Regions from separate parts of the Mus musculus genome. Here regions 2, 3, 4, 5 and 6 are each linked to region 1. The links are chromatin loops, found by intact Hi-C in ENCODE. Cell type or tissue: heart. All regions are shown on one strand. Each heading gives the region's core, and the rest is flanking DNA. Links, peaks and the distances in the headings are about the cores only.

Region 1 (4,834 bases), core at 600-4,599:
GGCGGTCATCAACAATGGGTGTCTTGCTCAGTCCCTCTTTATCCTAAGTTTGTGAATCAGGACTCAGTCAGTGAGGCTGGCTGGCCAGTGAGTCCCGGGGCCCTCCCATCTCTAGTGCAGGGTTACAGGGATGCATGGGCATCTCTAGCTTGTTGAATTCTGGAGGATTGAGTTCAGTCCCCATCCTCGTGTGGCCATCTCTCCAGTCCCACCATTCACTTCTTCAACACCCATTTATTGAATGACCACACTGCACCCTGCTGTAATTATGTCTCCAATTAAGTAGCCCTTTTCTGATATTCACATACTTGTATCACATTTTGTTGTACTACATAGATTGTATTTTGGGTAAGGGGGTGTTTGGGTTTGAATGTTAAAATGTCCCTCATAGGCTCTTGGGTTTGGACAGTTGGTTCCCTAGCTGTTGGCTCTGTTTTGCAAGGTCGTGGCACCTTTAGGAGCTGGTGTCTCCTCAGAGGAAGAGAGTCATGAGAACAGGCCTTGGGGTTTATAGTCTGGCCTGTCTGGTTTCTGCTTCCTGTTCTGTCAAGCTGAGAGGCGAAGAATCCCAGCTGCACATACCTGCCACACGGGGCCACCTGCTTTGTAGTCAAGGATGGCCCTGATCTATGTAAATCCTCCTGTCTCCACCTCCTGAGTGCTGGATTTACAGGAGTGTGCCACCCCACTCAAGATTGGTCTGTCGTTTCCACTATCAAGGAATAACCGCCATTTTCCATCCCTTTCATTAGATTGCTTGGGAATATCTGGCGTTGAAATAAGAAGCCTGAGAAGGAGCCAGAGGCCACCCCGCCTCTTTCCTGGTTCAAGCACCTAGTTCATTGATCAGTGACTGACCTTTAAAGATGTCACTTCTCTGGGATGTTATTTCGTCATCTCTTAATCTAGCACCATAGATCATGATGTATTCTTATTTCACTGTTACTCAGCATACATATGGCGAAAGTCCAGTTTTACATGGAAACATAAAGAGTTTTACTTTTCAAACCCCCAGGCCTATGTGCATTGGCAGATGGCACATTATTTATAACCATACTCTTCGAAGTATGCCCATGGAGGGAATTCTTTCTGAAGGGACAGGGGTAATAAATGGTGGTATGCTATAGCTAAAGTGGAGATATTTATCACCGAGCTGTGTGGCTGCTCCCAGGGCTTGCCTTTCCCCCAGATGCAGGAAGCCAGGAGCCCAGATTTCTGACTTCAGAGTTGCCTATACTTTGATTATAAGACCAAACGTAGCTGAATGAAAATGAAATACTAGCTTCTAACATCGGAGTTAGATGTGAATCGAGTTCATTTATTCTATAGTGCAGATAGCTGATACCAGGCCCAAAACAGAGCAGGGAGTGTGACAGGAGCCAGAGGAGCAGCCCTGTGTGGAAGAAGGGTTAAGGCCACAGAAGAGGAGGGGATGCTGCTTTCAGGAAGAAATCCCTCCTTTATTTTTCCTCTCCTAAGACCAACCAGAAACCAGATACAAGGTCTCAGTGCAGAGACTGTCGCAGACTCCTTTGTGACTCAGGGTCATTTTCAAGACCGAACACTATTGCAAAGGTCAGACAAAACTGCCCAGGCCACAACCAGAGTCTATAACAGCAGTTCTCAACCTGTGGGGCATGAATCCCTTTGCAAGCCTCTAGCTTCAAAAATATTTACATTACAATTCATAACAGTAGCAAAATTACACTTCTGAAGTAGCAACTAAAATAATTTTATGGTGTGGGGGGGGTCACCTCAGCATGAGGAACTGCATTAAAGGGTCACAGCATTAGGGAGGTTGAGAACCACTGCTTCTAAAGGGATTTTTTTTATGCAAAAAATTTTACCGTCACTCATTGGAGTGGGGGAGGGAGCTAGAAAAACATATAGTATAGAGCATGAACATGTATACAGCTTAGCATAAACCATGCAAAGAGAAAAAAAACCAAAAAACTGTAATTCTGAAAACTCTTCTTCAGTTTCCCCCATATTTAACAGCATAAAGCATCTTTCCCACTCCCCAACTTAAAGAAAGACTTCAAGATGATGTCCATGGCAGTTTACCCAGGGTAGGGGGGAGCTTGCAAAACTAGCAGCTGTGTTCATTCTGAGCGGTGTGCTTTTTTGAGGGAGGGGGCTGGGGAGACTTGTCCTCCGAGTCATCTTAAGTCTTAGGATAATACTTACCTGAAGAGTTGGCTTGCCACATCCAGCTCAGGCGTGGAGTTTGGGATCGGTTGCACCCTGCTTAAACAGCGATCTGGGCAGCTGTGTGTATGCACGTGCTGTAGCTGCAGTGCACGCGTGAGCACGTGTTTGAACCTGCCTACCAACTGGGAATGGGCGTGGGCTGTGTGAAGCTCTCGCTCTTGTTTCCATCTCTGACTTGCAAATGAGGCCTGTTTTCATAAACTCAGTCAGGCTGTGGGAGTAGGAGCCAGAAGATCCGAGGGAGTTTTTCCCATAATGCTTGCTGCCCCCCCCCCGGGGGGGGGGAAGACACAAACCTGGTGGTGTCTAAGGCAGGGAAGACCTATCTCCAGGTGAGGCCGAGAAGGATAATAAATACCGTTTGCTGGCATGAGTTCCTAGGGCAGAGCTGGCCACAGGAATCGAGGTCCCCAGGATGTGAGGACCCCTTACAAAGCAGGCATTTATGAACCGGTTTGCTCGCCACTAATTAATTCCCCAGACATTCACCAACAGTAACAATCCCTTCAATTAGAGGCCAGGCCCTGGAAAGCCCTGCTGTTTATTGGAACTGACATCTGCATGGCCAAGTGTGACTGTGTTAATACGGAAATGCACAAAGGGACCCGGAGTCCTCCCTCCCCATCCCCGTAGCCCCCCTGTAACTTTTAAGCAAGGATTTGGCTCTTTAAGGAGTTTTTAATTTGTGGCTTTGCACTTTGGTGGTTAGCTTGTCAGCACGTTGCTTACGCTTCTCCCTGGGCTGTGATGTGCCCCTGTTCTGGGTTCTATCATAAGCTCATGAAAAGGACCTCAGACACTCTAAGGACAGATCTGCTGGAACTAGAGTTACAGTCTCCTGCGAGCTGCTATGTAGGTGCTGGTCACCAAATGTGTGTCCTCTGCAAGAGCAGAAAGTGCTTGACAGCTGAGCCATCTCTTCAGCCCTGGGTGTTGTTGTTGTTTGTTATTATTGTTAGCTTGTTTGTTTGTTTCCTGGCATTTTTAGGAAGTTGACTTTCCCGATTCTCCTATTCTGGGGAGATGTCAGGCTAGATGGTACCAAGATGATTAAGGGAATACACCCCTGACCACTGAGAAAGAGGATTAAACCTGAGCGAATTCACAGATCTAGACAAGGCAGGATTAAGACAGGCTGGTGGTAAGAGGGAGCCAGGGATAAGAGGGCAGGGCTCCAGGGGAGATGCAGGCAGCTGGCTGGCCAGCTTTGTGGAAGCCCTGGCTTCCACAGGCATTCACTAGGGGTCCAGAAAGCCAGTCTGGGCACAGAAAGGGACTGGGTCATCTGGGGGCATGCACTCTGGGCTGAGGGAGACTCTCACTGCGAGGCAGAGCGTAAGCTGATCATTTGAGGCTTGGCTGACCAGGGCATTAAGTCTGCAATAATTTAGACAGATGGAGACCAGTGGGATGTGGGAGTTACTTCAGGAGAATCAGAGTTAAGACAGTGTGGGGTAAGAAAGGGGAACTGGGGCACACAACCTAAGACTCCGCCCTGACTTGCCCTCATAGGACATAATTTGAGGACACTTCCCAAAGTTTTGTGTGCTGACAGCTTGACCCCTCAGGATGACAGGGCGAATGTGGAGGATCTTTCAGAGATGGGGCCTAGTGGGAGGTGACCAGGTCACTGGGGCACTACCCTAGGAAGAGATTAATGTAGTGCTCTTCCCCCCAAGAGTGGGTGGTGGTAGAAGCAGTGCACCTCACAGGAACATACTTGCCTGTTGTTTTGTCATGGTCGTCCCATCGCTACACTACACCACCTTCATGCTGGAGTACAGACAGCCGCCATCACCCCTTTGAGCCCCCAAAGCTGTAGGAAAACTGAAGCTCTTTACTACTGTGTCCCTTGATCCTGGTGTTTGGTTATAGTGACATGGAGCAGACTCAAGCAGGCTCTGAGAGCAAGGTCCCCTTTCTACAGCCCCATCTCAGGCTGGGAAGGAGGTAAGCAAGGAACAGCAGCTTTGTGGTTAGAGCTGAACGGTCAAAAGATGTGAAAGCTTTATGGAGGTCAAAGAAGGTCAGGTCAAAGAAGGGAGGGCTCAGATGACAGCGTAGTGGGGAAAGTACCTGTCTCCTAAGCACGAAGAGCCGAACCTAATCCCAGCACCCACGGTAAAGATAGGCATGTACCTGTAGTCCCAGCACTGGGGAGCAGAGACAGGGAGATCCCTGGGCTCATTGGCCACTGGCCGCTGTTATAGACCAGCGAGAGATCCTGTCTCAAAACAGAAACAAAACAAACAAAACCCATCTTGACATCTTGACAGCTTCCAAGAGGATCTTCTACTCTTTATATGAGTATGCACTTATTTGTGCACATGTACCCCTCCCCACACTCACACACATACACACACACACACACATACTCACATACACACACTCACATACACACGCTCACATATATATACACATACACTCACACACACATACACACATATACTTACACATACACTCACATACATACAGACACATACATACACTCACATACATACACACTTACACGTATACTCACATACACACACACTCAAATACATGCAACACATACACACATACACTCGCATGCACACAGACTCACACATATACACTCACACACACACTCACACACTCACATACA
Region 2 (4,834 bases), core at 380-4,379, 500 kb before region 1:
AAAAAAAAAGCCACTACACAAAACAAAAACACTCCCTATGCCAAGCAAGACGCTGCTATACTGTGCACAAAACAAACCTAACCATCACAACCCAATCTCAGAAACCCAGTTTTCAGGGAGAAATTATTCGTATTAACATGCATTCACTCAGGCACACATATACTTTTACATGAGCTATGTTTTTCCCCTCAAACTAGAAACCATGAATCTTTAGAACCAAAACCAGCCTCTTTATAAAAGTCAATACCAATAAATGCATTCCCAGTAACATGATTCCCAACTGGGTCATGTTGCAAGCTAGATAAGCCAAAAGGGCCACATATATTAAATGATGTGCCAGTGCTAGAAGATCGCCATAATCGTACTCTGGATTGCAACTTAGCTTCCAACACACATACCTTACACGATTTTCCAAATAACACTAATAACAGGCTCATTTGTATGCAAAGTGCAATATGGGACCAAATCCGCCCGAGAATGCAGTTAGATCACTGCGGGGGCCCCCACACACAGAACCCCAACCTCCACCAAAACCCCTTGCCTTTCACCAAAACTACATCAACGTTGTGTCATTCGAGGTCAATTTATATACTTGAGGTATCTCTACACCAGTCTGTTTTCTCAACCAAACTAGGCAGACACGACTTTGCCTGAAAAGCCCTTTCGGAAAAGAAAGAGCTTTATCGGACGCTGTTTAAAACCTTTCAGCTGCAGAATTATCTATAAACTTGACATTCACAACCATCGCTTAAAACTGCAAGCCAAAGGATGTGTTGTTAAGAGCACTTACGTATTTCTTCTGAATGATATTCCTCTTGGGTCTTTCCTTGCTCATTCTGAGATCCAAATGCTGATTGCAAAAGGGGACAATTGCTTCATGAATTTAAAGCCGTCAGAAATTTGCAAAAAAATATCCTGGTGGTTTTTATTGTTGTTGGTGGTGGTTGATCTTGTAATCCGACTTTTCTTCCTCTTCCCCCAAAACCAGATTCGCCTTGAAATAAATCCGAAATTGAGAAGGATAAAAGAAAAAATATAAAAAGAGCCAAAGACGAGCGAAGCAAACAAGAAAAATTCACTTTAGTAAAACACTCATAATGGAAAATTTCCCCCGAAACATACAACAGACACAAAAAAAGAAAAGAAAAAAAAAGAAGAAAAAAAAAAAAACCGACGCCCTTCACTCCCCCCCTTTTTCTTCCAAAAACTACATCAGCGAAACGTGAAGGTCCTTAGTATCTGATCTGTAGTTACATCTTGAAGAAGAAAAAAGGAAAAGATAAATTTAAAATGTTGGAAGTCACGTTTGTGCTGCAGCAGCAGTGCGAGCAGAAGAGTCAACTCCAGCGGCGGCGGTGGCGGCGGCAGCACCACAGCGGAGGGCTCGCCGAGTCTCTTTTTTCCAAGCCCCTTAACCAATGAGAGAGAGGCTAGCCAGCCCAACTTTAAATGGACTCTGCTTTTATACAAGTTAGGGCTCCTCGGCTAATTCGCCACCTCCCGCCAGCCGAAAACTCCCACAGCTGAGCCCCCCGCACGCCTGCCTAACCTCTGCCCACAAGCCCCGGCCCGGTGCGGAGAACTCCCGCAGCCCCGTCGACGAGACCCCGGAAAGGCCTCCACGAAGCCTCTGCGGGCCGCCCGTCAGGCGCCTCTCCCACGCCGAGCCCAGTCGTGGAATTGAGAGAGGCTCCCTAGCTCAATGCATGGCACGCTCGGTCGCTCCACCTCAGCCCCTTCCCCCCCCCCCCCCCCACCCGCAGTCCGCTCACCCAACAGTCGCCGCATGCAAACCTTCGCCACTGCCCTCACGTCTACCTGCAGCCGGGCAGCTGGGTACCAGTGCCCCAGGACGCCCGGCCCGGGGGAGAGCCGCCTATTCCCGGGGCACCTTAGAATAGTCCCCTTGATCTTCTGGAAGTTGTAGTCCCTTGACTACAAAATGGCTATGGCCACGGAAGCGAAGAACTACAATTCCCAGCGTGCCCCACGCCTCCTGTCACTCAACTCCCTTTTCCCCGATCGCTTCCCCCTCCCCCTTCCCCGGGCCCTGCCAACAAACGCTTGGACGTGTCCCGCGTGCGACACTGCTAGAGGCTGGCTCGGGATTGGCCCGCGGAGCGTGTGGTCCGGGAGCGAGGAACTCCCCACGCCGGCCCCGCCCCCCAGTCCCCTCCCCGCGGGGGCCGCCCTCCCGGCCCGGCCCGGCTCGGCCCGGCCCCGCGCGCCCCGCCCCGCCCCCACCCCGGGCGCGAACCGCCTGTGGAATCGAGGAATCGGCGCGCGAGAGCGCGCCCGCGGGCCCGCGAGGGCAAGCCGCCAGGCTTCCCGGGGGAAAGGCCTCGGAGCGTGGCGGCGGCGGCGGCGGGGGGCGGTGTCAGCGAGGGGTTGGAGCGGGTCCTCAGCCAAACTGGGCCACGCACCAAGAGGGATCCTCGCTCGGTGCGAACTCGCTGATCGGCAGCGCCCGCTTGCTTCAGCCGTTGCCGGCGGTGTCACCTCAGGACAAGCGCCCGTGTGCCGAGCAAGCGGGCGGCCGCTCGGCCGCCGGGGTGGTCCGAGGTCACGGCTCCAAGCCGGCCCGCGGCCGCACGCGACCCCACGCGCGAGGCAGACGCGGCTGGGGCAGCCTCCCGGCGAAAGCTCGCGGCCTCGTGGTCGCCGGCCCGCGTGCCCGCCCCTGTCCCCGGGGCCGACGCGACCCTAGGCCGTCGCCGGTGGCTCCGAGGTGAAGCCCCGCCGTCCCTGGAGACGGTGAAGGGGGTCTTTACCCTCAGGACTAGGGCTGTCCGCGACCGAGACTCCCAACGCCGAGGTGAAACCGTGAACGGAAAAATGGAGACCGACCCCCCAACACAGGCAGCCCGTAAGGAAGCGTCTCGAACACTGAGTGCCCGAGAGCCCAATGGTCTGTGCCCCGCAGCCTTACCTGCCCCAGCCCCTGCCCTGCCCAGGCTCGCCAGTCGCTCAGATCAATGGATCGCAGGCCCTGCTGTCGCTCTCGGGGGCATTCGCAGGAACTTTAGCACGGCTCCCAGCCTCGGCGCTAATTTCCTGGTTCTAACCTATGGTCTTCAAGGTCCTGCTTTTCAAATCTGACTGGCTAGCCTCAGGGAAGCGAAAAGGCTTGGAGCCTCTCCCATCCACCTGCAGACACACATTGGCTTCTTCCTCTCTCTCCTCCCGGGCAGTCGGTTCCCAAAACAAGCACTCCCGAGTCACGACCATTCCACTGTTAGTCGCAACAGGGCAACTTAGTCATGGTGTCTAGAAGGTTCTAAAAAAGCGAGTTAACACCTATGGATTCAGAGGTCACAGTGGCCACTTCAGACAAGTTGAGCGATGGCTTTCCTAAGCTGCTCAGTTTCCACATCTGCAAGTTGATTCCGGCCAAAGCTTATGGAGAGGATTATAAAGTAACAAAACCCTAGTTTAGAACCATGCAGGTTATTGGACTGTTTCATGAGTTGACATAAGACACCCTTATTTTTAAAAAGTTATACCTCATTATTTGTCTTATTTTTTAAGTTTCTAAAACTCATGTTCATTTTACAAGCAGAAAAATTAATTGCCTGTGTGTCTTAAATAATGCACAAATTGTTCACTGTTTCCGTTTGGTTGGAATGATCGAATACATTTCTATTTTACAGTTCAGTTTTGACCACCCAAGTGACTTTATGGTCGTCTTGACACAAGGTGCTTTCCAAACCCATTCGGATCATTACGACCTGTACACTAGAGGTGTCTGTTTCTCCACGTCGTTATTATTTTAAACAGCTTTGTGCAAATGTAATGTCATATCTGTCAGACCCCAGTCAATTAAATAAGAACAAAGGTGAGTTTCTGGTGGTTTCTCTGGACAAGTTTGGGGTTCTCAGTCCTAGGCCTGTGAAGTCTCCTGCTAGACTACCAACTCCAAGTCCCAGGCAAGTGTGAAAAACCATTGTTAGTTGAGGCCTAAGGGGGTGGTAGAGGAGGAATTTGCTCATTTCCATAAGGCTTAGATAATGCTGGTGTTGTTTTCCTTGAAAAGGAAAATGGATTGTCCTTTGTGGTTGACAGTCTTCCCTGCTGTGGGAATAACTATCTCCTGATGACTTCCAACCTCCACCCTCCAGGCCAGGCCAAGTATTAGCTTTGCTTCCCATCTTTTATTTTGTTAGGAGGTCTAATTTGCTTTTCCTTGTGATTTTTTTTAACTCCTGAGAGAACTAGGAATGGATTCCTTTGAACCACATGCTAGCACTGACGTCCTCTCTGAGGATGCAGAATCCTCTCTAAATTAGCACAGGACTCAACCTGGTAAGTGCAGGCCTGGTAAAGAACAGCCTAGAATACTTGAGACTCTTTAAAAAAAAAAAAAAAAAAAAAAGGAAACTTTCCAGGGTCAGTGGTAGTATTGTCTACCTTTCTTCTTCCTTCCTTTATTTTTTTTTTAACTAGGCAATCTGGAAGTTCCCTTGGCTGTCCATGAACTCAGAAATTAGCATGACTATGCCTCCTGGGTGAGGGGATTAAAAGCATGTGCCACCAAGCCCAGACATAATTTTTTATATTCTCTTCAGAGCCTCTGGAACTTGATAGAATTGAAAAGGTGTCATTTTTTAATACCTCACACAAACTCTAATGGGCAACATTTAGACTATTGACAGACAATTAAGCAGCTGTTATCATCTCCCATGCCACGTTTGGCACAGAGCTATTTTTACTTTTGTATGAACCAAATCCATTTTAGTATCATACAGTGCTCAGTTAAGCCTGGCTGCTTAACCTACTCACCCCTGAGTGTCCCTTGATATTTCAGCTACTTCTTTTAAAACACAATCTTTTAAAA
Region 3 (4,834 bases), core at 428-4,427, 370 kb after region 1:
AGTTGGGCCAGGTTTGGTCAAGAATAGAACAAGGACTCACCATGGACAAAAACCGTAGCTTCCCAAGACTCTGAAACACGAAACACGGATTCAAACATCAGCTTTGCCACTCACTGGCTATAAACGCAGTCAAGTTTCCTGAGTCCCCAGCACTTAGCTTCCCTGACTCTGGAGTGGGAATTAGCAGGCTGATCTCTCAAGGGCACTGGGAGGAGTAAGCAGGTTATAACTTATGTAGGACACTAATGGAACGTATGATATGTATGTAGGACCATAATGTCAATGTTTACTGTCACCACTCCCCAGTTCAACACAATCTCACTGAATGGCCTTCCTGGTCCATCCCGGGATTTGTGAACCGTCTGTGTGTCCAGACAACCTGAGATGTGACCATTGCATTGACTTCTCGGCATTCCCAGAGGTAGGCTCCCGTGTGTGAGCTCCTGCTTGCTGTACAGTTGCTTCAGCTTCTCTGTTTTGCCAATCACTGGTCTGTGACTCAGGCCTTTTGTCCCAGTCTGTTGTCTGTAATAAAACACCTTAATCGGGGAAACTTGAAGAGCAGAGAATGTATTGCTCACTCGCTGTTCTGGAGGGTGAGAATTTGAAGACCAAGGTGCTAGCAGATTTGGTGCCTGGTGAGGGCCCACTCCTTGCTGAATAGGTGGTGACGTGTGGGTGTTCCTCACATGACTGAAGGGGCCAAGACAACCCTTTTCAATCACCTCCTTTATAAGGGCGTATCTGAGTCATAACTGAATCACATCTCCAGAGACCGCACCTCCTAATATGATCACATTATATATTGGGTTTCAACATACATTAGGGAATGGGAAACAACATTCAGACCACAGTAGGTCTAGTAGGTTCAACTGTGCCTGAGTGGTGATATACCTGGAATATGGCAATGCATCCATGCTGGCTCACTCCTGGGGGAATAATCTTGTGGGGTTTTCAATTCTCTCCCCATTGCTGGACATCTCCTAAAAATGGTTCCGTGGCATAGCCAACCTATTCTACTAGGAGGCCACTCACTCTGATGAAGGGAGTGTTAGTACATCTAGTAACCCAAGGGAGGTTAGTACATCTGTGTTTTGCTAACTCTTGGAAACAGAGACTGTTTAGCAGCCCTTCCACCCCTCTCCCTCCTCACCCCTCTCCCTCCCCACCCTTCCCCACTCCTGACTTCACTTTCACCACAACAGGTAGCTGACTCTGTGTTTCCATGGTTCCCCCAAATCCAGGACACACCTGTAAATCTCTCCAGGTGATTCTTTGATATTCACCTATGTAGACTCTGTTCTGTTTCCTGCTGGTCTCTCCTAGGTCCTGAGTCCGGAAAGGACATCCTCCAAGCAAAATCCAAGAGATAGTCTACACCTCTCCTCGGAGCACAGGTGGGAGAGTGTAGACCTAGCAAGCCCAGCAAAAATTCCAGACTCAGTTACACCAGGCTTCTTTCGGGAGTCCTGTTAGATGCAAATGAATGTCAGGTTAAAACAGACAAAAGATACCTGGAGATCACCTGAGTGCGACTCAAAGGCTCTGCCCAAGTGACAGATCTTCTCCTGCCCTGTGGAAGCCCAGGTGTGTTTCCCCTCCCATCTCCACATTTAGCAGTGCAGCTCCATCACCACTAATGCTGCCGTCTGTCTGCCTCGCTCAGACTCAGTTCTTTCAAGACGTCGCCAGAACTAGAGACAATCCTCAGAACACCTGTTTTAAGGTAAAAAACGCAGAGGGGGCAGGTTTGTGCCTACGGAAGAGGGGAGCTTAGACAACAGGAAGGAGGCATATGATTCCCGCACAGGACAAGGAGAGGAAAAACAAAACAAAACAAAACAAAACACCAAAAAACGAAGAGCGGCGGGTGGTGGGGGAGGGGGGTAGGCAGGCAGTAAGCCTTGAGGACTCTTAGGCCTCGCAATAAATGAGGACGCCTGGCGCCTGCGGCGGGGTCAAATGGGGTCAGACAAGCTTATCCCTGCGCCTGGGAATTGAGGGCATCCCGAGGACAGCTGTAGAACAAGAGTCTCCTGCGCCCTCCCCTTCTAGGCAGGTCAGGAACCATGGAGGCAGGAGCTCTCTCAAGGTAGTGTCAGCGGCATATATCTCTGAAATGGAAGCGACGTCGGGCTCTGTTCAGAATCCCGACGAGAGACAAAGAGTAGCTGTCAGTGTTGTTCGCCTCCACGAGAATCGATGCTTGCTGTAGGTCCCTAAAGCCCAAACCAAACCAAACACTCCTGGAAATATCAACAGACTTTGCATCTGTGACAGGCTCCCCCAAACTGTTTCTCCGAGCTCTTAACAACAAATGCATGCCTTTGCAAATCGCCCCCAAAGCCACCCAGGACATCGGCGGCTACCCCACCCCCACCCGATCCCTTGCCTCCAGGCCGCCCGGGAGGGCTCACGGCCTGGGCGCATCTGCTGGAAAGACTGGAAAACTTTTGCCAGACCAAGGCTGGTCCGGTGCTTCCAGGGGCGTGTAGCCACGCAGCACGGCACTGCCACCTTGTGGCCGGCGGCGGCATCGCTGACGACAGCCAGCAGCAGCCAGCGCAGGACTGGAGCCTGAGGCTGGGCAGCAGCGCACGTCCGCAGGAAAGCACTAGGCTAGCAGGGGCAGGGGCGGAGCGCGCTGGCGCCGGTCACGTGGGTTAGCAACAGGCAGCAGCCAATGACCGCGCTAGTCAGGTGGCGCGTGCGCTCGGAGACTCCGGGAAGGCGTGGAAGGCTCTGCCTCTGCAGAGCAGGCTGCCTGGGGGAGTGGCGGGTCGTTGTGGTTGGAGTTCCGACCTCGCTGTAGAGCTGGCGAACCAGATCTTTAGCAGAGACCTCTATGGGGGACAGCGAGTGAATGAAGAGATGGCAGAAGGGACATGCCCTTGTCCCCCTGCTTCAACCACTTGTTGCTTTTGCTAAAAGCCTTAGTCTGTCACCTAGATGCTCGTACAGGATTAAACAGAGTAAGGATGCTCCTGGTTGTCAGTGGCTCAGTGCCCTAGAACTTCTTGCTACAAATGGTATCAAGATCTTAAGGAGCCTAAAGGATTGGTCAGCGGAGGACAAAGCAGAGAAAGCCAGGAATTGGGTCACAGAGGGGGAAAAAAAGTCAATTTAGTTGGTTTTAATTTTCCCCATTGGAAAAGCCGCATTCAAAAGTACAAAGAATGACTTTTGTGGTAATCCCACCATGTTGACATAAACCAGCCCACCCTTGAACACTGAGCTGACCACACTACAAAATGTTAGGTGGGGGAATCAGAATGGGCTCTGACAAGTCCAGTCTCCAAGGGTTTTTGGGGCCGAGCACATTGTTTCTTGTGAATGGCCTCTCTCCCTCTCTCCCGTCTGGTTGTGGTTCCCCTTGCACACTGCCCCTCTGTAACAAATCCAGGATTGCCCCCAGGTGGCATCTAACCCACCCTGTATTTCGGGGCACTTTGAAGGACTATAAGCTGTTTCACCATTGTAGGATGCTGTTACAGAGGCAAAAATGGCTCCGCCTCCAGAATCTAGCCATCCTTAACATCCCCCTCCAAGTTATTCTTTGACAGCCTGCACCCACTGCTAACTACTCAACTGAAGGGGTAACTTTCTAGCCTCTTGTCTTTTATCGTTTTTTTTTCTCTTGAAGGTCATTCGGGGTCAGATTGACCCCAAAGGTGGTGGAAATGACCTGTCCGCTAAGAACAGGAAGAAGTTTGGGGGAATCTTCCAAGACAGCTTCCTTGAGAGTAGCCATGCCTTTCATCCACAGATCTCACTCTGTCCCAACTTCACCTGAGCCAGAGAGAGTCCTCAGAACACCAGATTTAAAGTAAAAAATACGACATCTCAAGCTTGTGACCATGGGAGAGGGAACTTAGGTAACTGGAAGTGGCCATAACACACACACACACACACACGCACACACACACACACACACGACAAGGGAAAGGGGCAGAGGTAGCTAACCTTGAGGACTCTCCTAGGCCTTGCACTCCAATGAGGACTCCTGGTGCCTTCAGCATAACCAAATGGGGTCAGACATGCTTATCTGACCATGTGTTTTCTTCTTTTATGTATATATTAACACCTGAGTTTAACCATTACTTTATACAACAGGCCTCGTAGACCCACTAAGTCCTGGCTAATAATTATATTTCTGCAAGTTCCTGGCTGGTATATATGTTTACATTTTGAGTCCATGAATATGTATTTAGTTCTAAGTAGCAGATCCCACAGAGCCACATAGGTACTAGAGAATACCATTGCATGGAGAGAGAACTGGCAAGTGAGGTAGATTCCTGAAATAAGTGAGCAGAGATCACCCTGCCGCCACAGCCAGGCGCCAAACCTTCTCCCCTCCACTGGTTGATGAGTCTGCATCTGCTTCCTCCAGCTCCGGACCCCAGTCTTCAGTTCTTCTTGGGGTTCTTTTGATCACGGAACAACTGTCCCTGTGTTTAACAGTTATAAACACAGTGAGACTTATGGGCCAGGGAATCACAAAGGAGACAGAGCCGCGCCTGGCTCCAGCCTTGGCTCTTGCATTTGACAAAAATCCCTAACACTCAGCACATTCTGACAGTCTGAACTTGGTTTTCTTCAGCTCCAGGATAGGATGGAGTTTCTTACTTGGCAACTGCACAGGGTTGGGACTCAAGGTCCCAGCTTTCTCATTTACAAATTGAGGGATATGAACTTTTTGGGTTTTTTTTTTTTCTGTAGCTGATTCCCTTAAAAGAAAAAGGCAGTGTAAAAGCCCAGCAGATGAAGCCACAGGTTGGCTGTAATGGGCCCTGAGTTCTCCAATGCTCACTTTTACCGGTTAAAAGGTCCCAGG
Region 4 (4,834 bases), core at 528-4,527, 160 kb after region 1:
CCAATCCTCACGCTCTGGGTCTTAGGATCTTCAGTCGGAAGTCTCCTACACCATGTAACTTGTGATCGAATTAATTTGTTATCCTTTTCTTTCTCCAATTGTTCTTCATTAGAGGAATGTTGGCCATGGTCCTTTATGATGGGGGAAAGGAGACCCCCTACTTTTCTATTTCTACAATAACAGCAAAACTAAACAAACTCCCATTAAATGCAAATACACCTGGAAGTTTCCAAATGTGATGTAATTTAAAGTAATTAGATCAAAATCATGCTTAAGGTATGACTCATGTATGCGTGCAAATGCAAGTAAAATTAAGCTCATGTTTTTGAGTGGACAGTGGTTATCCTCGGGGAAGAGGGAATGGGTTATAAATTGGAAGTGCCTTCTGAAGTGGGTTGCTTGGGTGTTGATGAAATTCTATTCTTTGACCTGAGTGGTCCTTCATTTTGTGATAGATCCTAGAGCCATATATGTTTTCTGAATGCATTTTTCTACACTACATGATATATCACTTAAAAGATTTTTAAGAATTCATTAAAGTTAAAAGAAAAAGTTCACTATCATGTCTTCCCTTTGTGCATTTTAAACCCAGAGCAGGAAAGACACAAAAGCTACAGAGATGTTGAAAAACAACCCCCAGTCTCTTTGGTCTGGCTCCAAGATCCAACTAGCCTGAATATACTCAACCTAAAACGTCACCCCTGTTATTGACCCCCCTCAGGAGAAAGATAGTTCTAGACAGCCCCAAAGAAAGCTGTCTCGGGATTATCAAGTCAAGAAGAGAAGCCTCAAGACTTTCTTTCCTGGCCCCATCTTCAGTGAAGTCTTGAAGGAAGTGGTTTTCTTCACAATACAGTGGTTCAGGTTTCTATCAGTCAGTTCAGACTCCTTCTTCTCTATGGACTGGGTGGCTTCGTAAACTGTATGCACTATTGTTTGTTCAGCCTTGGTAGAAGAGGATATCACTCCAAAGCCTCTGGGACTTCAGGTTTCATGGGGTAAAGACAAATTTCCCCATTCTTATCTAAACAGAAGAATTCCACCCGCTCCGGCTCCATCTTCCTAGAATCTTTATGCATCTCTTCCTTCTAGCAGCTCCTCCTCTTTCCTTCCCCTCCTCAGCGGAGAGCTATAGAGAAGCAAGTTGCTTTGGTAAACTCCGTCATCCCTCTCAAGCATATATTGAGCATCTGCGGCACACCAAGCACTGTATGCTAATGTGATAATGGGAAAGACAGGCCAAGTGGAAACACTGCTATCTAAGGAATAAAGAATAAGCATTGGGCTAGCAAGAGGCCATCTCTCACACAGCCCTGCCTCCTCTACCAGGGTTCACTGAGATTCATGGGAATCTGGAACCCAGTTGAGCGAGCACTGAACTCTGCCGGCAGACTTTTCTCCGGCCTGTTTTTGCGTTTGCTCGTTCGCCCCTGAAACAGCAGGTGTGATGTCCTTTACCTTAAACATGCTTGCCAGTAGTAACCTCTGACCTCCCAGAAACTGCTTGGCCTTTCTAAAATACACGGAATTTTAATTTGCTCATTCTTTTTTTTTTTTTAACCATCAAAAGATAATTAAATTACCACTGTTTTAATTAAAATAGCATTGTTGGCAAGGATGTCATTGTTTCCCAGTCCTCTATTGCACCATTCCTCAAAGGTATAGCTGAGGTGCGAGGTGAAGACATTCCTTCCTCTAGCCTCAACTCTCAGTGAAGATGATGTACCTCACCAGGCCACCTAACCTTGAGGGTCAAGAGCACAGGCAAGACCCTCTAAGCTACAAACCTGTCACTACTACCACAAGGCCAAAGGCTGATGCTGCTCACAGTCTAACTTGACTTATTTTCCCCTTCTTCTCAATTGGCCTCTCTTCCAGGGGTGAAGCCTTGGAAGCACATGGATAGCCAACTCCCTACAACACTCTTCCTGCTGAATTCTGAAAGTGTGGTCAGGATTCTCAGGAATCTTTAGACGCAGGCAAACAAGGCAAAGGGAATCCAAGCTATTTTAGGAAAGTTTTTCAAAGATGGAGAAAACCACAAAAGGTCCCTTTAGCATTGTTATCTACAGTAAGAAGAGAGGCAGACACCAGGTGTGCTGATGTGATTGGAATGGAAGCTTTGGCTGATGAGGCCCAGGTTGAGATAATTAAGAAAATGAAGCAGGGTTTCCTCTAGGATGCTAGTGCTGACTTTGAGCTAGAATGGTCAAGAAGATTCCAGAAAGCAGAAAAGCCTTTACCTGCTGCTGTTCCACAGTGAGGCCTTTCATTTACTACAGATCTTTAGGAATGCTGTAGCGAGCCTAAACCTTAAAGTGGAGAGGAGACATCTGAGCAGAGGGGCTTCTGGCTCAGACCTGGGTCTTGGGTCTTGTACCTTAACTGTTTGTTTATTTTTATTGGGCTTTCCAGACGCAAGCCCTCCTCAGGAACTCTGGGAAGCACAAAGAAGAAAGATGCTGGGACAGGGTAAATCTCAGGGGAGGGATCAGGGAGGGGACATCTGGGATGTGACTTATATAATCTCTGAGTTTCCTCTAGACAGCTGCTGTTGTCCTGTCCAGAGGCTGAAAAAAACCAGAGCATCTTTGCTTCCTTCCTGCCCGCCATTCATTGGTCAAAAACTATCATTTATGAAAGGAAGCCAACTCTCACCATTGTCCTTTCAAGATAGTACCAGAAGCCTGAGCATAGTCTCCTGACAAAGGAACATGGGGGTTCCTTGGGATACCTGGACCTAGAGTACCCCCAAAGTGTGAAAGGGTCCCAACAGCAAAGTTGGCTGCAGTTGGTTCCCTGGCTGCAGGAGCTATGGCCAGAGTGTGTCCCCCATTCCTTAAGTCTGTGTGTAGATGTCTCAGTCTCCACGGTGACTATTTGGATGTGAGATCTTTAGGATGGAATTCAAATTAAATAAGGTCACAAGGGTGGGCCCCAATCTAGTAGGGCTGTTGGTCTTACAAGAAGAGAAGGGGACAGCAGAGGTCTCTGTCCCTTCAGAGGAAGAGAGAAAGGGACATGTGAAGACACAGCCAGAAGGCAGCCAGGGAGTGTGACCAGGATCTGCAGTTGAATGGCATTTGGTCGTGGATTTCTGAGCCCCTAGAACTGTAAGAAATGAATGCCTGCTGTTTAAGCCACCTGATCTGTGACATTTTGCTAGAACAGCACAAGCGGACTAAGAACGATGCAGTAACCCTTAGCTGGTTCATCACAATATCCGTGAGAGAGCTCTGCTAAGACAGTCTGCAGTCCCAGGTACAGTGGGATCCAAGTGGCCACTCCTAATCTGCCATTCCTTAGCCCCTGCCATTGGTACAACAGTTAGGGTCCACTTGAGATCCTCTGGGTTTCGCCTCTTGCTTCTTTACCTTAACTTGCTTCAGTAACTAACCTTGCTTGATAGCATAGAAGTGGGACATACCAGGAGGGTATTCAGTATACGGCCATTCCTCCCCTACTGCTCAGTCAACCTACAAGGAATGAGAAGCCAAAGAACCAACCTGTACCCCAACTCCCTGCTCATTCTTCAGTTTGGAGAGGCTGCAATGAGGCAGGAACCTTCTAGAGGACAGGAGTCTGGTTATCCTGCTCATGTGACAATTAGGTGACAGTTGTTAGCAACCAACCACCTAGACTCTACTGAGCCCAGCACTACAGGGCAGAGGCTTCAAAAGCCACAGACTGTATTCTCTAGCAGAGGGGACAGTGCCTCGTGGGGTCTGAAGCCCAGCTGTTGACTTCTGGATCTGGCCTGCCTCTCATCGGCCAGCAGCTTCAGAGAGGAAGAGAGAGGTCCCGCTGCAGACAGAGACCTGGAATCAGTTTTGTCTCGTCCTCCTCCATGTCCAGGGCATACATAGGAAGAAGTGTGGAGCAGACAGACAGAAATGGACGGCTTTATCCAGGTGCACACCTCACTGGTTCTGTCAGCCACGACCGGGCCCCCGGGTCTATGTTAAATCCACTTCCTCAGACTAAAAATAACCATTCACAAGCAACAAACGTCAAAGTATTTTTAGCACACTTCAGACAACCAACCTTCCTGTTAGACTTCGGCTTTTGCTCTCTGAATCGGCTGCAAGCACAACTGAAACTACCCAGAACTCTGCACCTCAAATAGGCCACGGTGACCCCAGGTGACATCTGACTGTCGATGCCAAAGAGACTTTGTACCGGGAGATTAGAATCTCTAACGGCCTTCTGCTTTCAGCTGGCAGAAAGCCAGGCGTTAAGAGAGAGGGAAGGCTCAAACATTCAGGGTGAAGAGTTCTGGCCTTCTGAAGGTCACTGGTGTGGTTTCCTGAAGAAGGTCTTAGGAACCAGAATGCGGGACGGTTGCAATAGTTACAGTGGAAAACCAAGGAAGCCTGTGACCTGGCCACACTGGCACACAGCTTCCAGGTGATGAAGACATTTCACCCTGTGATGCTAGGCAGCGAAGGAAAAGAAACTGGCCAACTGTCACCTGTCAAAGACAATTTTAGGGGTGGCAGCATAATTCATTAAGAGAGAAAAAAAAGAGTATTTTCTTTTAAACATGTATATATAGCAGGTGAACTCTAGGAAGCAACTTACATTTAACTAAACAGCAATTTGTTTCCGCCAAAGTTCTCTTCCTATAACAGGTCTACCAGGTCTTAGCTGTCTCTTGTCCCCTTCACATGTACCATTGCTCTGTGGCAGTAAGAGATTGGGGGCAAATACAGAGCTGGGCTAAGAAGCCATAATCTTTATAAAGAATGGTCCATACCACCGGGAGGCAAGAATGGGAATATTTAGGGGAAGATATGTGTAGAATAAAGAAATTGGAGAAAGACGTCTAAATGTG
Region 5 (4,834 bases), core at 385-4,384, 180 kb before region 1:
GGAAAGGCAGACCTGTAGAAAGGGGTGGGAATCAAGGCTCTGAGAAGGAAAAGGCATGGAAGCAAAGTGCCTCAAGGTTCTCATGGACCTACACAGCATCAGGGGCTGGAAAGCCACCTGTACTTCTGGGACCCATCAGCAACAGGACTGTTCTGTAACTGTTGGGTTGTGGGGGGGTGGGGGGGGAGGAGGAGACATGAACAAACAGGTAATCACTCCAGATAGGGTACTGGCAACAGCCCAAAGAACAGATTCTACTCACGTCCCGCTTTGAAGTTTACTGGAGTTTCTTAAAGGCGACATGATTAGCTGTACCACCAAAAAGCTCACTCTAGCCTGGATGCTCTCTATAGCATTAAGGAAAAGTGCAACTCTGGGATTCTCTGTACAACTTGCAGGCAGTTCCCTCGAAGAGCCTCCTCTCTGTAATGATTGTCATGCTGTGTCAGTAACCTTATAGGGAAGGGCCTTAGGAGTCTTTTACCTTTCTGAACTTTCAGAGTCTCCTGAGCTTCCCTCCTCTCCAAGAGGCTATGTTTCGAGCTGGAGAAACTAACTGCACAAGAAGACAGATGGGATCTTAGCAGAGGGAGAAGCTAGGTTGTAGAAGATAGGAGGCTAGAGGGGAGCTTTGAAATTCAGGTGTAGGGAAGGGTAGATGGGGTGAATGGGGCCCAGGGACTCCAGTGCGCATGAATGTCATCACCAGGCTTTCTACCTCATAGGAATAAGAAGATAATAGAGGTGCTCACAGGCGTGACTGACACTCCAGGTGTGGCCATGGCCTTAAGGAGCCAACACAGCCTCCTGGCAGCACGATTCTGGGAGGGCAATGGCCAAGGGGGAGGTTCCAACTCACTTCTTTGCATTCTCAGCAACCATTTTGTAAGAGTCTTCAAGCAACTGCTTATTTCATAAGGGCAGACGTTGAAATGGGATTGGTTCCCTTTGGCCACTGGGCTCTAGGGTTCTATCACCCATTCTGTTCTGAGTGCTACTGAGATTCCAAGTGACTCTATGGGTGGTACAGCCACTCCACAGCCTCTGAGCCCAAGGGATTGCACAGTATCTGCCACCTCCCTGCATTCTTTCTTAGTTCTATGGGAGCCTTTTACCCACAAGGTCTCATGGGCACTTAAAGGAATTGCTTTTTTTCATAATGTATCATGTCTTTCCCCCTCCCCTAACTAGCTCACAGCTTCTCTCTCCCTCCCTCCCTTCTCTCCTTCTTACTCTCTCTCTCAACAAAATTAAAACAAAGGGCGTGGCGGGGGGGGGGGCAAAAAGACAGAACAAAAGAAAGCAAGAAGCTCCCCCTGCCACCCCCAAACCAACAACATGGAGTCTGTTTTGTGTTGGCCAACTGCTTCCTGGGCATAGAGCCTGTCTGAGTGTGGTTGATAAACCCAGGGCCACTCCACTGTAGCAAGCAGATTTCCCCTCTCCCAGGAGTTCTCAGTTACAAAGAGCTTCTCAGTTAGAGGTGGGACCCTGTGTCCACTTCTGCTCTCAGGGCGGCCATTTTGTCTGATTTGAACACGTGCAGGTTTTGGGTCTTCTGCCACAGTCTCTGTGAGTTCCTATTGGTCCTGTTGCGTCTGGCAGACACTGTTTCTTTAGAGTCTTCCTCTACCTTTGGCTCTTAAAATCTTTCTGTTCCTCTTCCGCGTTGATCCCCGAGCGTGGAGGGAAAGGGTTTGATAGAGCATACCATGTAGGACTGGGTGCTCCAAAGTCTCTCATCCTCTGCGCCTTGTCCAGTGGTGGATCTCTCTGTTAAGTCCCATTTACCACGAGAAGACGTTTCTTTGGTGATGGCTGAGTGATTCACAAATGTACCTCAAGCGTGCGTATATACAACCAAGGTGACATTGGCTGCCGGCAAAAGCCAAGCCCTAGATACAGTAAATGGTTTTTAAAAGCAACAGAAAGGACAGTGAATGTGAACACCTACAGGCAGTGCACAAAGTGAGTATGGGTGTGACCACCTCTAGGGACCCTAGCTCAAGAGAAATTGAGCACCAGACCCTGGGGTTTGTCTGAGGGTGAGGGGGGAGAAGACAATAGAAGATGGGAGCTCCAGATTAGCACAGACTCCTATCTTCAACGCCTGCTCCTTCCCGAGCACAGCTGTCCTCTTGCTTCAGAGACTCCGGCAGAACACGCCTGCTCCTTAGGCCCTTGTTAAATACTCTGTCACATGGAGAAATTCTCCTGCAGGCAGGTGAGTCAGAGTTCACAGCTGCTAGATGGGAACTCTCTGTTCTGGTCTGGACAGGAAGCATATGCCAAACCTGAGCAAAGTCCTCTTGAAATCTCCCCTGGGAGCCGCCTGGCAGTGGCTCTCTAGCCCGGAGCTTGGCCCGGGAGGAGCAGGAGTCTGTCTTGTTTGCATTTCTACAGGCACAAACTGATTGCTAAATTGAGCGGTGGGCGCTGGACCCGGGGTTGTTAATTTCCAAAGAGAGCTGAGAACTCTGGTGAGGTTTTGAAGGGCTCTTTGGAGCAAAGTACACCTGTGTGTCCATGGGGACTTAATCCCTGAGGTTTGGGGTTAGCCAAAAGCTGAGGTTGATGGGATTTCACATTCCTGAGAGGCAGTAACTCCGAAGTTTATATATAGTTTCCCAACCACACGGTTCCAGGAATCCAGTGGGTGCCTGGTTAGAAACCTGAGCTGTTAGACTTGGGACTTTTTTTTTTTAAATCTTAACCACTGTGCTAGATCCTTTGATAATTCCAGATGAGTGAACTCCACCAGGGACAACCTTGAATGCTCTCAGGAAGGGCCTGTTTGGCTTTGTGTGTGTGTGTGTGTGTGTGTGTGTGTGTGCGCGCGCGTGCAATATCCTAGGAATCCACAGGTTGAGATAAATAGGACCATGAATGATAAGACACACAAGGTTAGTCATTAGTGTTACCCAAGCCTCAACCTTCTATCTGCTTGGTGACCTTGAGTTAATCCTTTCACTCACTGGGAATGTGAGTTGATATCAGCACAGAGGCTGCCAGAGGTCACTTCGGGGAAGAAAGCTCTGAACTACTCCTAAGGAAAAGGAAGATAAAGGATGCACTGGGAGAACTTCTGGGATGGCATAATCGGTCCATTAGTCTCATCGGGAGCGCAGAGACCACCCAGGAGCTCCAGTCTCAGAGCGTACAGTCTTACATGAGAATTCCAGACTTCAGAACCCACAAGCTCTCCTACCTAAGCGCTGTCAATGGACTTTCAACTTGAATTATCTTGGTGTGGGCTGTGGGAGATAAAGCTATGTTAGGTCTGGACCAGTTCTAAGCTGGAGAGGGGGCTTGAAAGTAGTTCTGTCCACTGAATTACCTCATATTCAGGCTGCATTTGAATGGAACATTTGCATATCTACACTGCTTTCCCCTAGTGCAAGATCTCTCCAGACTTTCAAAAGGTACTGACTTCCCCAGCCAACTAGAACCCTTTCTTTGTCCTTGGCTAGAAAAGGCCAGTTATTAAGAAACCCAAATGGTTTCTCATTTTTTGTTTTGATGTGTTCTGTTTAATAACAGTTGGGTCTGACCTATTATATTCTTTTTGTGTCCATTGCCTCTTTCTCATATTTTTGTTTATTTATTTATTTATCTTTGAGGCAACCTTAGGTATCAACTGCTGTTGATCATACTCAATATGGATGCAGAAAGGTAGAATGCTGCATAACGTCCATGGTGGTCTGCAGCGGAACAAGAAAGGCTGCTTTGAGAGCAGGTTTCTAGGTGTTTCTGTCTCCCCTGCTCTCTAGGAAAATTCTTTGTTTGGTCTTTGCTCCAGTCAGAATCACAAGCAAAAAATGGAGCCAGGCAGATCCTGTGTTATGTCTGATTCTGAGCAACGATGGTTATTTTTCAAAGGAAAATAATCCTGAGGCATGAACTGTGTCGTTTTCTGAAGTTCTGGCGCCACAGTCTATGTCATCTCCTTGCTTCCCTCAAACAATGCTAATTACCCCGTATCCTGAGCTCCTGTTGTCTGTTCACTGGTCAGCAATCACTCTGTCAGAGAGAGATTCCGCCACTTTCCTGACACCACTTTTAGGCATAAGAGGAGAGGGTATCTCCCATGTGTGTGCCCCTTCACAGATTCTGCAATGAAACAAGCTGTTTTAATGATTTGACTGCAAAACTACTCATTTTGCCTCAATCCCTTGCCTGACACTGCTCTGGCAAGAATTATATAAGGACCTCCCTGCCAGTTTGGCGATTGAGGTTAGTGTTCCTTAATTTGGGAGCTTGAATTTGGAAGGCAAAAAAAAAAAAAAAAAAACCTATTGTAACCCTTAACTGAAAGTTAGCATTTCCTTCAGCCAAGGGTGTGGTAACAAACCACAGTTGTGCTAACATGGCAGTTATTGCAAGGATCTTAAAATACCATTTTCTTCCATCCCTCCTGAGACATTATAGTGGTTTGTAAAGTGACTGCTAGATTTTGTTAATGTATTAATGACGACACACACATAAGCCTATAGGATAATGTTTTAAACACTGTGCTATGGTCATATTTTTGCTATATGTAGTTTTAGCTACTACTCTATATTTTATTTTACATATTTAGTATTCTTATTTTGAGAGGTGTCTATAGTCTGCAGTAGACTGCCAAAGAGATCTGTGGGTGGTGGGGTGGTGGGGGCTGGGCAAGCAAAGAAACCCATTTTAACCATTTTATGTTCTATTTTCATTCCATTGCTGTGATAAAATACTTTTAAAAAGAAAAAAAAAAGCAACCCAGGGAGGAAGGGGTTTCTTTGGCTTACACTTCCGGGGTACAGTCCACCACCGAGGGAAGTCCAGGCAGGAAGCTGAAGCAGAA
Region 6 (4,834 bases), core at 473-4,472, 440 kb after region 1:
CAGGTAATCCATACATTGCACCACAAGTGTGTAATGTGTCACTGAGACAAGAAAACCAGAATTGGGGGTGGGGGTGGGGGATGGAGATTGGAAAGGGTGTAAGGGATCTCTCTGTGTGTGTGTGTGTGTGTGTGTGTGTGTGTGTGTGTGTGTGTGTGTAGCAACCGCAGTGGGAAAAGTGCAAACACTGGCTGGCCCTTTAAAAAGCAGTCATTTTTGTGAGCTGAAGATTATTGTCTTAGTTCTAATAGCTTTCAGCTATGTGACACGAGGAGAGTAACTGTTGTGCAAATCCAGGGTCTTACAGACAGTACATTTGTCATTTCTGGCCTCAGTCCCTTGCAAATGTTGGGCAAAAGTCAGTGCATAGATTAAGCCACATAAAGAAAAAGTTAGGATATTCTTCAAAGGAATTCATTTCCGGCCACAGATGTTGTCCTAAGCTGTGGGTTCTGATTCTGGAAGAGGAGAGACTGGGGCCTGCAGAAAGTGCACCCTGGTCTGTGAGAAGGAAGCAAGTGAGGTGAGTTCACCTGTCACCTTCAGAACCACGGTGCCGCTCAAGTTGCGCTGCCCTCCGAGCTCCTGCAGGGCACACCTGTAGGTGCCCGAGCTGCAGATGGTAGTGTTTTGGATCGTCAGGGAATAGGCCCTTCTCCTGGGGGCCTCGAAGGAGCTGTTTTGCTTGCTCTCCGGGAGCTCCACACTCTCAGTGCCACTCTCGGAGACCTGTGAGGAGGCAGCAAAGAGTCAATTACTGACAGACTGGCGTGAGGGCTTTACAACTTGCTTTCACAACACCATCAAAACATGTATGTTTTTAAAGCAAGACAGGGTGCTCCCCCACCCCCTATCCCTGTAAATGAGGATTCCAGGGGAGAAGAAGAGAATCTATAAAAACTCTTGAGACTGTGTTTGCTTTGAAACAAGATAAGACTGCAATGCTGTGATTGTAGCACCAGGAACCAACACAGCCTTCACCCTGCAGGGGTGAGAGAAACACTGGCTGGGAGACCTGTAAAGGGGGTAGTGGGGGGGAGAGGACGGGCACCATGTGAATCACTCTGGGTTGGATTTTGCTCTTTTAAGAGTTACTTTGGTTTTTGTTTTGTTTTGTTTTCAGATGCTAAGTCAGCCACTAGCTGATTCTTAATTTTGGATGCCAAAATTTACTTTCTAAATCTATTTTTAAAAACCCAAAACAATAACAACAACAACAACAAAACCAAAGCCACTGCCAGCCAACTCAAACTCAACTAAACCAAAGGTACAGATGAATAATGGTCCCCTGTCAGCGAGCACCTTTGACATTCAAGGTCACAGATGATTAGAAGCTGACAATGCTTTATGTCCCTTCTAAGAGAGGCAGGAAGATGCTGGGGACAGTGGCATGAGGAGGTTTTATGAGTCATGACAAAGCACCTTATGGAAGGACCGTGATCCCCAAGCTAGCCAAGCAATCTAACTGGCTCTCTCCCCAAGCTCTCTTGGAGATTGAGTTCTGGGTTTTTTCAGCATCTCCTTCTCAAAGATGTGCCATACAACACATTCAACATCCACTCTCTTTCCCATCCATACGTTAGTGTGTCCATGTTTTCCCATGCATACATGTTCATGTGTATGCAGGCACACATGTATGCATGCATGTGTGGAAAAGCGTGGGGACAACCTGAGGTGCATTTCTCACGTGAGACCCACTTCGTATTTTAGTGACGGGGTCTCTCTCTCTCTCTCTCTTTCTCTCTCTCTCTCTGTCTGTATATATATCTGGCCTGAATCTTTCTATGTACACTAGACTGGGGCCAGCTAGCCCCAGACCTGACTGCCTCATGTAGATGACAACCATGTGCCACCACATCTGGCTTTTTTTTTTTTACTGTGGGTTCTTATGGATTGGACTGCCTGCAAGGCTTAGAAGTGTTTCTGATCTGTACTCAGTAGTTGGCTCCTCCACCGAAATGGCTTTAGGCACATGGAGCCTTTGACCCTGTAGCTTACTTTTGTCATTTACACGATTCACATTCAAGAAATGTACAATTAACAAACAAACAGCCAAACCAACAAAAAAAAAATCACCACCACCACCATCAACAACAACAACAACAACAACAACAACAACAACAACAAAACCACCAAAAATGTCTCACAGTATTTTAAATAAATTTACAACTTTGTGTTGGGCCACATTTATAGCTATTCAAAGCCACATGTGCCTGCCCTTCGGGCAACAGGTTGGACACACCTTAAGTTCAAAGCTTCCAAAATAGATTTTCATTAACAGTAAGGCAGACCATTGCTCCCAGTGCTGGCAGGCAGGCAGTCAGCATCCCTAAACAGCCTGGAACTGCCCTTCGCTGCTTGGCTGGCAACCAGTAGGAAGCCCTGGGACAAGTGGCATCCCTTACCTAGCCTTACTATCATAACAGAACCCAAGCGTCACTGTAGGGAAAAGGACAGAGCACTGGACTTCTCTGTGTTGTAGTGAACTGTTAATGGGGAACACAATTATTGGGGAACTGCAATTCTCCAATGTTCAGAGCTGGGGGGACGCTGGCAGGGAACTAAATAGCCAAGGGGTTGGGAGTGATACTGGGGGGGAAATGCACAGGCCCGTGTGTTTGTGCAAGCACAAGTGCGTGCACTCTGGCTCAGTTCTGTTTAACGTAGGAAGCCTCACAACAAGGTCACCCAGTTTTGATCCGAACTTTCAGTGTGCTGGCGTTGCTGTACAGTGGGCTGCAGAGACATCTGCTGGCAGATTTATGCTCACTCCCAGCATCGGGCTGTCTCTGAACAGAGAATCCCATTTCTTGACAGTCTTCCCCACTTTTAAAGGTTCCTCACTAAATAAGCAAGAGTCTCCGGGAGGAAGCTAAAAGATTGGGGCTCTTGGAGTTACAAAACACAGCAACATTGGGCTTGGGGACTTCGTTCCATCTGCAAAGTCCCTGCTGTACAAGCGTGAGGACCTGAGTTCAATCCTTAGCACTGACAAAAAAGTCTGTGCTGGACTGGGATCCCAGAGGCTTGAATGCCAGTCAGTTAAACTAGGGAGCTCCAGGCTCAATGAAAGACACTGTCTCAAAAAAATAAGGGGTGGAGGGATGATTGAGTGACATCCAACAATGACTTCTGGTTTCTCCACTCATGTACACACATGCACCCATGTATGTATGCATGTGCACACATGTGCACACATGCATACATGCACACATGTATGTGCACACACATGTATGTGTACACATACACACATAGACAGGAATGATGAAAGGAGGTAGCTGAAGCATCTTCAAAGAAACCAAGAGCATCCAACTGATTCAGAACAGATAGAGCTTGCTCTTTATGGCTTATAACTTCCCCCACCCCTGACTGTCCAGCAGAGCTGCCACACAAGACCAGTTTGAGCTGGTTAACCCTTCTCAGTCTCTCTATAGCCATGACCAATATTCCACCTATCTCTTTTTTTTGCCCTAAATCATTCTTCAATGGTAAATATGACTGCAGTGGCACTAGGAGATGACCTGCCTCTGCTTTCCTCCCGGGGAGCTTCTCCATCTATCACGAGGGTTCTCCCTCGGATCAGAAAAGTCAATGAGAAAGTCAAGATCAAAACCTACAGTACTCCCTGGGGCTGGTGTAATACCTTTTCTATGTCACTGAAACATTTGAGACATGCTCTGACCATGGCTTTTACAGTTTGAGGTATGGCAACAAAACTGGTGAGTGTTTCTTTTCTCTTCTTCAAAACATTGGGATAAAAGATTCATTCTTACTATGGTCCTTAGCAATCTCAACATAAGAAGCTTGGCTCTCTCTCTCTCTCTCTCTCTCTCTCTCTCTCTAAGGAAGCTCTGTACAGTTTCTCTTTGGTATATCCAAACTGCTAGCATCACTACTCTTGTGTGACAGGCCCATTATTAAGTAAAATATGGGAACCTTGAACCCAAGATACCTGATCCTAAGTATATCTGACAACCACAAAGATGGCTTAGTGACTTGTGAGAAGGTAGCTTATCTTGTGTAGATAAGCTGAATGAAGGGTAACTTATACCCCAGACAAGACAAGCTGTGAGGTTCCTATCACGTTTCTCAGAACAGCAGACAATGTAAAACTTGGAAACTGTTTACTTTGGAAGTTTTTCATTTGGGATTTTTGTACTGTGATTGGCCATAGGTCGTTGAGTTGGGAATAGGTGAAGTTGTAGCTAAGAGGGGCGACCCTAGAACACAGTGGACAAAGCTGTACAGCGTGCCTGGAAATATTCCACAGCCTGCCCCTGGTTTCATGTTCAAGGCATATATAATATCAGTTGCTCTTGCCTTTGTCGTCTTAAGACATAACTTTCCAAAAAGGGGGAAAGGGTAGTCATAAGACCCCACCTGAGACATACAGGCTCTCCCCACTAATGTCAAAGCAGCAACCACATTTACACCTCTGTTACATGCTCAAAACCAGAGTGAAGCATTAATGAATACCAGGAAACCCCTTATGCAAAACTTCATATATTCTCAAAAGACCCGTGGCCAGCTCACCTTGCCATGTCAGATGAACCAGCTGAGGCTGAAGCAGTGCCAGGGACTGAAGATGTCCCAGAGAGCACAGAGAGGTAGGATGGCGGCTGGACCAGCCCCCTCTGTGCTTTGAACATTTGGAGCTGGCTTGAAACCAACCACTGGCAAGAGGAGCATTTTAAACATTCCAAGTACAAAAGTGTTTCATTGCTTCTCTGCGAAAGCATTTTAGGAAATAGTAATTTATAACAAAGGAACCCTCCGATTCACTCACAGCCGAGCATAATTGACGGGAACTGTTTAATGTGTGTTCCGTGATGCT

Evidence for each region. Hi-C counts contacts between places; a loop is a spot of excess contacts. Peaks named below come from ENCODE experiments on the same cell type or tissue, not always from the same donor. Only the 100,000 strongest peaks of a DNase experiment are listed, where the experiment ranks them.
Region 2: a loop joins it to region 1, with 3 times the contacts of the local background. A loop is called at or near these places in 12 of 42 quality-filtered maps.
Region 3: it touches region 1 in a loop (4-fold over the local background); 12 of 42 quality-filtered maps call a loop at or near these places.
Region 4: it touches region 1 in a loop (3-fold over the local background); 10 of 42 quality-filtered maps call a loop at or near these places.
Region 5: a loop joins it to region 1, with 2.3 times the contacts of the local background. A loop is called at or near these places in 5 of 42 quality-filtered maps.
Region 6: it touches region 1 in a loop (2.4-fold over the local background); 2 of 42 quality-filtered maps call a loop at or near these places.

Annotation. Positions count from the first base shown.
Region 1 is chr13:44,230,181-44,235,014 of GRCm38, reverse strand. No RefSeq gene overlaps it. Among named protein-coding and RNA genes, the nearest start is that of A330076C08Rik, 16 kb to the right of the region's middle. In heart, for the core only: no CTCF peak of the experiment used is centred there; DNase peaks (open chromatin) are centred at 2,414 and 2,754; H3K27ac peaks cover 2,321 bases.
Region 2 is chr13:44,727,873-44,732,706 of GRCm38, reverse strand. Jarid2 (jumonji, AT rich interactive domain 2) reads right to left here and starts at 1,436. Exons shown (of 18, transcript NM_001205043.1): 1 at 791-1,436. The coding sequence starts at 835. In heart, for the core only: a CTCF peak has its summit at 1,319; DNase peaks (open chromatin) are centred at 1,446, 2,046 and 2,876; H3K4me3 peaks cover 3,072 bases; H3K27ac peaks cover 2,989 bases.
Region 3 is chr13:43,862,457-43,867,290 of GRCm38, reverse strand. It overlaps Gm33195 (a long non-coding RNA gene), which reads right to left and starts at 4,077. Exons shown (of 3, transcript XR_873323.2): 1 at 3,964-4,077; 2 at 1,252-1,469; 3 at 1-983. In heart, for the core only: CTCF peaks have their summits at 2,328 and 2,534 (motif pointing left); DNase peaks (open chromatin) are centred at 1,990, 2,580 and 3,390; H3K4me3 peaks cover 1,620 bases; H3K27ac peaks cover 3,111 bases.
Region 4 is chr13:44,065,169-44,070,002 of GRCm38, reverse strand. No RefSeq gene overlaps it. Among named protein-coding and RNA genes, the nearest start is that of Gm33489, 22 kb to the right of the region's middle. In heart, for the core only: no CTCF peak of the experiment used is centred there; DNase peaks (open chromatin) are centred at 2,552 and 4,082; H3K4me3 peaks cover 785 bases; H3K27ac peaks cover 2,833 bases.
Region 5 is chr13:44,407,039-44,411,872 of GRCm38, reverse strand. No RefSeq gene overlaps it. Among named protein-coding and RNA genes, the nearest start is that of Gm33958, 9.3 kb to the right of the region's middle. In heart, for the core only: no CTCF peak of the experiment used is centred there; a DNase peak (open chromatin) is centred at 2,272; H3K27ac peaks cover 1,486 bases.
Region 6 is chr13:43,793,428-43,798,261 of GRCm38, reverse strand. Cd83 (CD83 antigen) reads right to left here. Exons shown (of 5, transcript NM_009856.3): 3 at 534-729. Among named protein-coding and RNA genes, the nearest start is that of Cd83, 11 kb to the right of the region's middle. In heart, for the core only: a CTCF peak has its summit at 2,754 (motif pointing left); a DNase peak (open chromatin) is centred at 2,709; H3K27me3 peaks cover 352 bases.